Regions from separate parts of the Mus musculus genome. Here region 1 is linked to region 2. A link is a contact called in ENCODE Hi-C or POLR2A ChIA-PET data. All regions are on one chromosome and are shown on one strand. The core of a region is the stretch at or near the end of the contact, and the rest is flanking DNA. Distances in the headings are between cores, read along the strand shown. Region 1 has its middle 16 kb from the start of Pstpip1. Region 2 holds the start of Scaper (S phase cyclin A-associated protein in the ER).

What was found. A loop is a pair of places that touch in the nucleus more often than their neighbours do. ChIA-PET counts read pairs that join two places held with the same protein, here RNA polymerase II (POLR2A).
Region 1: a map of T-helper 17 cell shows a loop between it and region 2 (2.1-fold over the local background). The contact joins the enhancer-like site here to the promoter of Scaper in region 2. A Hi-C loop is called at or near these places in 1 of 37 maps with a recorded cell type or tissue (T-helper 17 cell). POLR2A ChIA-PET finds 5 or more read pairs at or near these places in 2 of 5 experiments (both embryonic stem cell).

What each region holds. Positions count from the first base shown.
Region 1 is chr9:56,072,225-56,076,292 of GRCm38, reverse strand. No RefSeq gene overlaps it. Among named protein-coding and RNA genes, the nearest start is that of Pstpip1, 16 kb to the left of the region's middle. Within about 2 kb of position 1,297, at least 1 of the 3 ENCODE cell types and tissues checked has a DNase peak (open chromatin) inside an H3K27ac peak, as active enhancers do.
Region 2 is chr9:55,935,778-55,940,282 of GRCm38, reverse strand. Scaper (S phase cyclin A-associated protein in the ER) reads left to right here and starts at 2,164. Exons shown (of 33, transcript NM_001357652.1): 1 at 2,164-2,213.

The sequences.
Region 1 (4,068 bases), core at 48-2,547, 140 kb before region 2:
CTCCCCAGACTGTTTGTCCACTTGCTGTTGCAGGGTCACTGAGCCTGCACCCAGAGACAGGGCTGTAGAAGGAGCAAGATACAGCCTCTGTTCTTGGAGAGTTTATAGTTCAGAATGAGGCCCCAGACAGGGTTTAATAACAGAGGGTTAAAAAGCTGTCGCTACAGGAAGTGAAGTGTCAGAGAGCGGCTGCGGCATCTGCTGTTGAATGAAAGGCTGGCTGGCCAACTGAAAGAGGAAGCTGTTTAGAGAGCAGGAGAGGACAGGAGTGATTCGAAGAGGTAGGCCTTGAGACAGGGGTCCAGAGGGCAAAGAAAAGCCTCCTTTAAGCAGGGAGGTAGTGGTGCACGCCTTTAATCCCAGCACTTGGTGGGTTTAAGGCCAGCCTAATTTACAGAGTGAGTTTCAGGACAGCCAGGGACACAAAGAGAAACCCTGTCTCAAAAAACAAACAAAACAAGACAATCTCTCCAATTGTTGTGTGGCTGTTTCTACCTGTGACTAAGGCCACCCTGTCCCTCAGTTCTTAGACAGAAAACAGGCAAAAAGGAGATGGAATCTCAATGCCAGGCAGGGTGTCAGGCAGGGTGTGGGAGCGAATCTCTTCTAGGCCACACTGGGAAAGGCCTGAATCAATAGAACAGATTCCTGAGTCTAGGACAAAGTTGGGTACTGAGTAAGGTTGGGGCTGGCCAAGCTATAACACCGGAGGGGCTGGTTGTCCAGGGTTACAGTTAGGCAGAGCCAACATCCTGAAGGTTTTTTCCTCTGCTCTTACTGTGTGTTCTTGTCTGCTCTTACTGTGTGTTCTTGTCCCTGTCTCCTGGGAGATGACCTTGGTTCAAGCGCTGGCCTTGAGTTGTTAAAGAACAGCGACCCCTGGAGGTCAATAGGATGTAGCGGTGGAAATCAGCACAAGCACCTCTGAAACCCTGAGCCTGGGCCAGGAAGCAACCATTCTTTGTTTGGTGTAAGACTCTAGAGCTTCCTGTGGTGGCTTCTGCTCATTAGTGAAGCTGCCCCTGTTCAGACACTTAAATGATAGGAACAGATGAGAAGACCTGGCATGGAGGTGCCATATGATGCCAGTATGCCCCAGTCCTCTAATTCTGCTCGCCCTTTTTCAGCCCTCAGCGCCCTGATCCTGAGCTGTGCACCCCGGGACAAGCTCAGTATTTGGTACTTTCAAGCAAATCCTCTGGAGAGCTCAGTGCTCTCAACTGGACTCCAGGGTGTATTCTTCCAGCGCAGAGGAAATGGTGTCGCTGCGCAACAGTTCTGACCTTCCTACTCAAATCCCATTGAGTTCAGTCTAGAGGTACGGGAAGATGGGGAGGCCTCGTGGCTCTTCAAACTTCCAGAGTTACGACTCTGCCAGGCGCAGAGAAGGGGTATTGGCGTCTGCTGTGCTAACACGTTTCCAGACTAAAACCTTTTTTATGAGCCTCATGACTCAGGTATCTTGTGTTGAGAAATGAGAAGCAACTGGAGTCCACCAGCCTGGGAATGGATGAGACATGGAAGCAGAAAGGAGGAGACTAGACGAGATCGTGACACACATCGCTGCCGTACACTAGAAATAGATGCATTGATACAAGCTTATATTTGGCAACATGTTATTATTTCTGGTGTTAATAAAATTGATATGCATGCAGCTTCCTCCCACTTCAGGTTAGACTCAAAATACATTTATACATTTATAACATGTTTTTACCTGCAAACTGGACATGAACTTTATAGAACAACGTATGTGTCTCACCTACATCATATGTCCTTCGATTAGCAAGTTTTAAAGACTCATATACATTTGAGATATTTTAGTGGTATTAAAAGATTTATTTTTATTTTATATCTAGGAGTGTTTTACCTGTGTGTATCTATGTGCAGTGCCCGAGTAGGGTTCCAGACCCCTGGTACTGGGCTAACAGACAGTTGTGAGCCACCGTGTGGTGCTGGGAATTGAACTTCCATCCTCTGGAGGAGCAGACAGTGTTCTTAACCACTGAGCTATCTCTTCAGCCTAGTGGTATCAACACTTTCTAATTTAATTTAAATTTTTATTTACAGGAAATAATTAACTTGGTTCCAATGTCAAATGTACAAAACTATACGTGTTCAAACTTAGTCCAGATAAATTTATGTTATATTTTTGTTTATGAGCCTAGCTGTTACCGATGTGTTTATAAAAAGTTTGGTGGATGTGTAGTGAGGTGTGGGGGAAGGGAGTGTCTCCAAGAGCCCATGCTGAGGCATCCCTTCCCCCTGAGGGATCAGCCACATGACTGATACAGTATAGAATAGAGTTTATTTAGGGTATGGGGAGGGGAGTTGAGAGGGTAGTAGAGACAGAGAAAGGCAGAGGGCGGAGAGTAGAGAAGAGGAGTGGAGGAGTAGAGGCCAGCCATGAGCTGGAGGAGAGATAGGAGGGAGGGGGATGGGGAGGGGGGGGAAAGGGTGAGGGAACAGAGAGGGACCAAGAAGGCAAGAGCAAGAGAGAGCACTGAGGTAGCAAGCAGCCCCCTCCCTTTTTTTTTTTTTTTTTTTTTTTTTTTTTGGGTTTTTTGAGACAGGGTTTTTCTGTAGAGCCCTGGCTGTCCTGGAACTCACTTTGTAGACCAGGCTGGCCTTGAACTCAGAAATCCGACTGTATCTGCCTCCCAAGTGCTGGGATTAAAGGTGTGCACCACCACCGCCCTGCAAGCAGCCCCTTTTATAGAGAGTCAGGCATACATAACTGTGAGGCGGAGCTAACTGTTGCAAAGTAACTGTGGGGCGGAGCTTAGACAAAATGCTAATAGTTACCATTTCTCCAGCCCTCAGTTTCTTTTTCATCTCTTCCACCATCTCTCCCCTTCTTTCTACTGTAGTGGCATCTTGCTGGGTTATCCTTCCATTCCTATCTGTTTTCAATATAAACTTTTACAAGTCAGACACACTTTTTCTTTTGTAAGAATTTGTCATCTATGAAGACAGACTTTCTTCTTTTTTTTTTAGTGCTGTTTAGTACTTTTCCTGCTTGAGCTTGTCTTTTTGTTTGTTTGATTAACCCATCGATTGACCTTCTGGCAGACAGATAAGCCAGACTGAGGAGGATGCTGTCTGGACTTTATCCTTAGAATGATCTGGAGCTGCGGATAAGTGCTATTTGGGCCTGAGGGAGTTTCCTCTGTGGAGTGACACACTTGTTTAGGATTTACATCCAAATAGTTTCAGACTGAAATACAATATGCAATTAATTGCAGGGCCTTTTGTAATGGGAAACAGGCAGATCTCCACAACTTCAATGTTTTTGTTTTTCTCTCAAAGAGGAAAGGAACATTCTCAGCTTAAAGATGTTTAGAGTGGTCACAGGGGCAGGAGAAAGACTGCATGGTCCACAGGCTCTGCTGAGAGCCTGTAAGTTCTGAGCAGGGAAGGGAGGGCCCTGGTTGGACAGCCTTTAGAACAGCCCACAGCCGTCTCAGATTCGCCTTCTTGAGAGCTGGGGCAATTCTCCTGTTCTCTCTGAGGCTCCATCAGGAAGCTCACAGAACCACCTTCAAGTGGGTTTTCCATGGCATGACCAGACCAACTCCACCTGTTGGCAAGGCTTTGGCTATGCCCACTCTTTTACCCCTTCTTCCATCTGTACCAAAGCTGGGCACATAAAAGCTATAACCTTACCAACAATTTGTCATTGCTTGCTGTAGATCCTTGGCTGGGTGCCATCCCTGCTCAGGGGTCTGGGAGGCATGGGGTTGCAGTAGAGCACCTTTTGAGCATTGTCATCTTGGCGATACCACACCCAAGGAAGCTGATGGGCACCTCAGGGGAAGGCTGAGAAAAGGGGTTAACAGAGCTTAATTTTGAAAAGCCATCAGAGAAATAAAGAGTCAGAGGGGCTAGCACTAGAAGGGACCATGGTTGCCACCTCAGAGATTCTAGAGAGGTGTCCTGGGGATGAGGTCATGTGGTTAGAGCCGTGATTCCCATCCCTCTCCTTGGATCTGCTGTTTCTTAAGTTGAGATGCCTTGGCATACCGTCTCACCTGAAGAAGAGTTGTTCTGCTTTGAAACTGCAAAATGTTG
Region 2 (4,505 bases), core at 915-3,414:
CTCAGTTGTTTTAGAGGGTCGTGTTCTCTTGGTGTTCTCTCTGTTTCCCCAACTCCTGTTTCCTCTTCCTTGGGTTTCCCTGGGCTCTGCATGTAGTGGTTTGATAGAAAGACATCTTGTTTAGAGCTGTGTTTCAAGTTCTCTCTCTCTCTCTCTCTCTCTCTCTCTCTCTCTCTCTCTGCGTGTGCATGCATGTGTGTGTGTGTACACTATATGGCTGTTAGTATCTATATTTGATCCCATCTGCTTCATGAGGAAGCCTCTCTGATGATGGCTGAATAAGGAAGGCACGGATATAATCATTGTTGCTGGATATTTGATCACACTGTGAACCCCAAGATTGTACTGGAGGAAAGCTGTTTCTAGGTGTGGTGTGGCTCAGTCCTAACCCACACCTTTAACCCAAGAGCTTTCTGTTTGTTGTAAACAGGATTAAATGAAGTCAACCATAGGTCAGGAGGTGGAGCAAGTAACCAGCTGACAGGGAGTGAACACAGGACAAAACTATAGAGAGCAAGAAGTCAGGAGGACTGATAGATGCACAGGAAGTAGAAGGGAGGGACATCAAGTTGAGGGGCATATTGGACAGCATGGAGAAGAATTGCCTTTTGGGATGTCAGCCTTAGAGCATTTAGCTGGGTGCTTTCTCTGCCTCTCTTAGCTAGCAAGCTTTCACCCCAGAATCCGGCTCATGAGTCTTTATTGGTAAAATCTAATGTTTGAGATTTTGTTAAAAGCAACAAATCACTATCTTTTCTATTTGGTTTTGGGGAGAGTTGTTGACTGGTTTGTTGGGATTGTCACACTGTATTCCATGGCCTTGGTTTCTGGTAATACTGCCACAGAGACAAAGCCTTCAATATTTGGGCCTTTGGGGAACATTAAAAATTCAAACTACTGCAGGTGGGGATTTGCAGTAAAGAAATCACTAGTGACTTTAGAAAAGAATCGGAAGAAACCAAACTGCAGTAAGTCCAGACCTGAAGAGGAACTGAAGTAGTGGAGATATCTTGCAAATTGCAAAGTACAAAGGGCAGGCTATGAGGGGGAATGAAAACATGTTGAAGTGAGGGCTGGTGGTTGGGAGATTTGAAGTGGAAAGAGATTGAAGTTGTTTAAATGCTCATGAGAATAAGAGAAGATAGTAAACCAGAGAAACAAGACCCTGACCGCCATTTATATTGCACTAATTCTTCCTATCTCCACTTACTTTATTACCAATAGTGCTTATCATATAACTTACAATTTTTATTATTTGTGTTTCCTCCGAGCTCAAGAACAAACATTTCCTCCCTCCAGGATTTCTTTTGGGGGAGGACCTATTTTGTTCATTTATGACTCTAAGCAAGCTAGTAGAGCTAATGTGGCAGGTCCTTCATAACTGTTTGTCAAACAACTGAACGAATGGGTTTTCTAAGAAACCAAGAGGCGGAAGGACCTAGAAGGAGCCTCTAATACAGCGTGCACCTGCTTCCATAACTCTTACCCTCTTAAGGGTGAGGCAGATGTCAGTGACCCGTTAGCTTCCCACCTGTTGTAAGAAGTGTGAGCCAAGTTAGAATCTCAGAGTCATCTGGACGAAAAGCTGCAGAAAATACTCCTTGATATTGTACTGTGACGGGCATAGATTGTTTTCCATTTAGTTCACAACTGTGGTTTAAATACCTACACATAATCATCTTGCACTTATTGTTGTCTTTGAAATAGCTTAAGCCTACCTTTTAGGTTTTTGTAGTTGGATCCTTCCAAGCCTGGCACCGACATTTGAAACAAGCCTTTAAGTGGAGACTAAGCTCCGCTTGGCTAAGTCCCAGGTGCTTTAGTGAAAGATTGTCACACACATTTCTTGAGGTCTTTAATCGGTGGGCTGTGGTGGTAAGACACGCCGGAAGAAAGCTGAATCCGAGAAAGGGGCCAGTGTGGACAAAGCTGAGGTAGACCGTCAGTCCAAGAAAGAGAACAGCACTGAAGAAAAAGACGTTCGTCGGTACAGAGGAAACTCTTACCTTTCTACTTGAGCGCGCAAGAAGTGAGCCTAGCTGCGCCTGCGCGAATGGCCCAGGACGGCCTAGGGGGAGTGGCTGGGCTTCGGCTGGCGTCACGTGGTGCGCCGTCCATCCGCCCCGCCCGGTCCTCCGCGGCCGCCCCGCCCCACCCCGCCCCTTTCCCGCCGGGACGCTGGGAGCCGCCCCAAAGTAAGCTAAGCCTCCCGGGTAAGTGTCCGCGAGGGGCGCGCGTCGCCTCGACCCGGACGGGCCCAGGAGGGGCGCGGGCAACCTGTGTTGTGGGGCTGAGGGGACAAGATGGCGGCGGAAACCCTTCCACCTCCTCCCTCACCTGGGCGTGTGACCGGGGGAGGGGAGCCGCGAGGTGGACTGAGGAGGCCGGGCCAGGGTGGGGAGGGTCGAGCTGGCCCCGGGGCAGTGAGGGTCGTGGGACTGGGACAGACCTCAGGCCGGGCCGGGGTTAGGGTCGGGGCAGAAGACTGTCTCTAGGGGGTAGCCGAGCCTACTGGAATGTCCCTACTGCACGAGTGAGGGGTCCTCAGAAGCTGCTGCTTGCCTGCATTTGGCAGTTAATCACTTTCAGCATCTTTCCCTCCAGGGCTTTACCACACTTTCCATGAACCTAGATTCAGGCATTAGCTATCTCAGGGAAGCATGGAGGTAAAAAAAAAAAAAAAAAAAAAAAAAATTTTTTTTCTTCCCATTTTACAAATGTTTACTTGAGGCCTCAGGTGCAAACCGAAGGCCTCTCTCACCTGAGAGCCTCCTACCTCAGCGTCCTTGCCTCTGTACTTTATTAGCACTCCCCTCTGCTCAGATTTGCAGTCCTGCACACAGAAGCAGGTTAGAGTCAGTAACTGACTCCAGAGAGTTTGGGGCTTGTTAGAAAGCAGCCAGAAAATTGCTCCCCAAGCAGCACCTGCTGCTGTCCCAAAGGCTCCCTCTAAGGAGGTCTCACTACCCCATGGGCTGCCTCCTGCTGCTGGTGGACTGTATTTCTCACGTGTGTCGCGTTATTGTCTGTGGAATAGCAATTTGCTACAATCATCTTCCTGAACAGAAAATAATTCCCGGCTGCAATTTACAGATTTATTTCATCCACATCACATGGGAGAAGAGTGAGATAGATGCTGTGGACGTTTATAAATGGGAAACTTGAGGCTCAAAGAGATGATTGCTTAGCCTGATCACTTGCTGGTAATGTGGCAGATTTCTGATTTAAGATAGAAAAATAAGCACAGCACTAACCCACCCTGTCCTATGTAGGTGCTTTGAATTGGTAAATTTTTTTTCCTGTTAAGCATGACTTTCTGCAAGATGCTTGCAGATTGATTTACAACAAATACACCAAAATGACTTGAGAATGTCCATTGACATCCAAATATCTTTAGTACAAGAGCCATTTTAAAATGTCATGTGGGAAATTATGTTGGTGGGAAAAAGTGTGATGTGGCTTTTTTCCTTTGGTTTCCATCATTTGGATACGATCCATGTCATAAAACTAGCAGAAATAATGTTTCTACAAGGAACTGCTTCTCGTTCGTCATAACCCTTAAGCAAATGCCCCATCCTTCCTCTTTCTTCATTCCCTTGAGCTGCATTTGTAAAATTCTCTCCTGTTAGTCTGTTTAGGCTGCTATAACAAAATTATCTTAAACTAGAAAATGTATAAAAATAGTGATTGGTTTCTCACAGTTCTGCTGGGGAAGTCTAAGATGAAGGTGGTAGCTGATTCTGTGTTTGGTGATAGATAACCTGCTTCCTGATTATAGATGATACCTTCTTTACCCTTACATGAGGAAGAATGGGGGTTTTCCTTTAACCTCTTTTAAAAGGGCATCGTCCCATTTATGAAGACCCTCACTCTTAATTACCTCCCAAAGTATTCACCTAACACTATCAATACTATACTTTGGAAAGCTAGGGTTTCAACATGAATTTTGAGGGGACATAAACATTGAGCACATAGCACTGTGATTAAATTCCTGATGTGTTATGTCAAAACCAGGGTTGCTATATAAATGTTTTATAAATAACTTCGGTGGCTAGGTTCCCAAGGTGTTACTGTTTTACACACATTCCCCCCTTTCCATTGTGCTCCATAGATCTTAAGAATCAATGAGGATTGACTTGATAGTGAACCTTCATGAGTGCTATGTAGGAATGATTTAAAGATAAGGGGATGGAGTTCTGATGCTTTCTTTTCATCTTCATGCACCCCCTCTCCCCCAACCCAAAGCACTTTAAAAAGAAAAGCAGAAATCATTTGTGGATTACCTGTAAATATTCTTGAATCACTAGAAATGGATGATGTCGGGGTTAGGGGAATTTCTCAGTAGGTAGAGTGCGGTGTAAGCATTTAAGTTCCTGAGTTCAGCTCCTCAGCACTCATGTCAAAGTCAGGCACATGGGAGCACATCTGTAATCGCAGTGCTGGGAACGCAGATGTAGAAGGATCTCTGGGAGCTCCCTGGTCAGCAAGGCTAGCTTAACTCACTG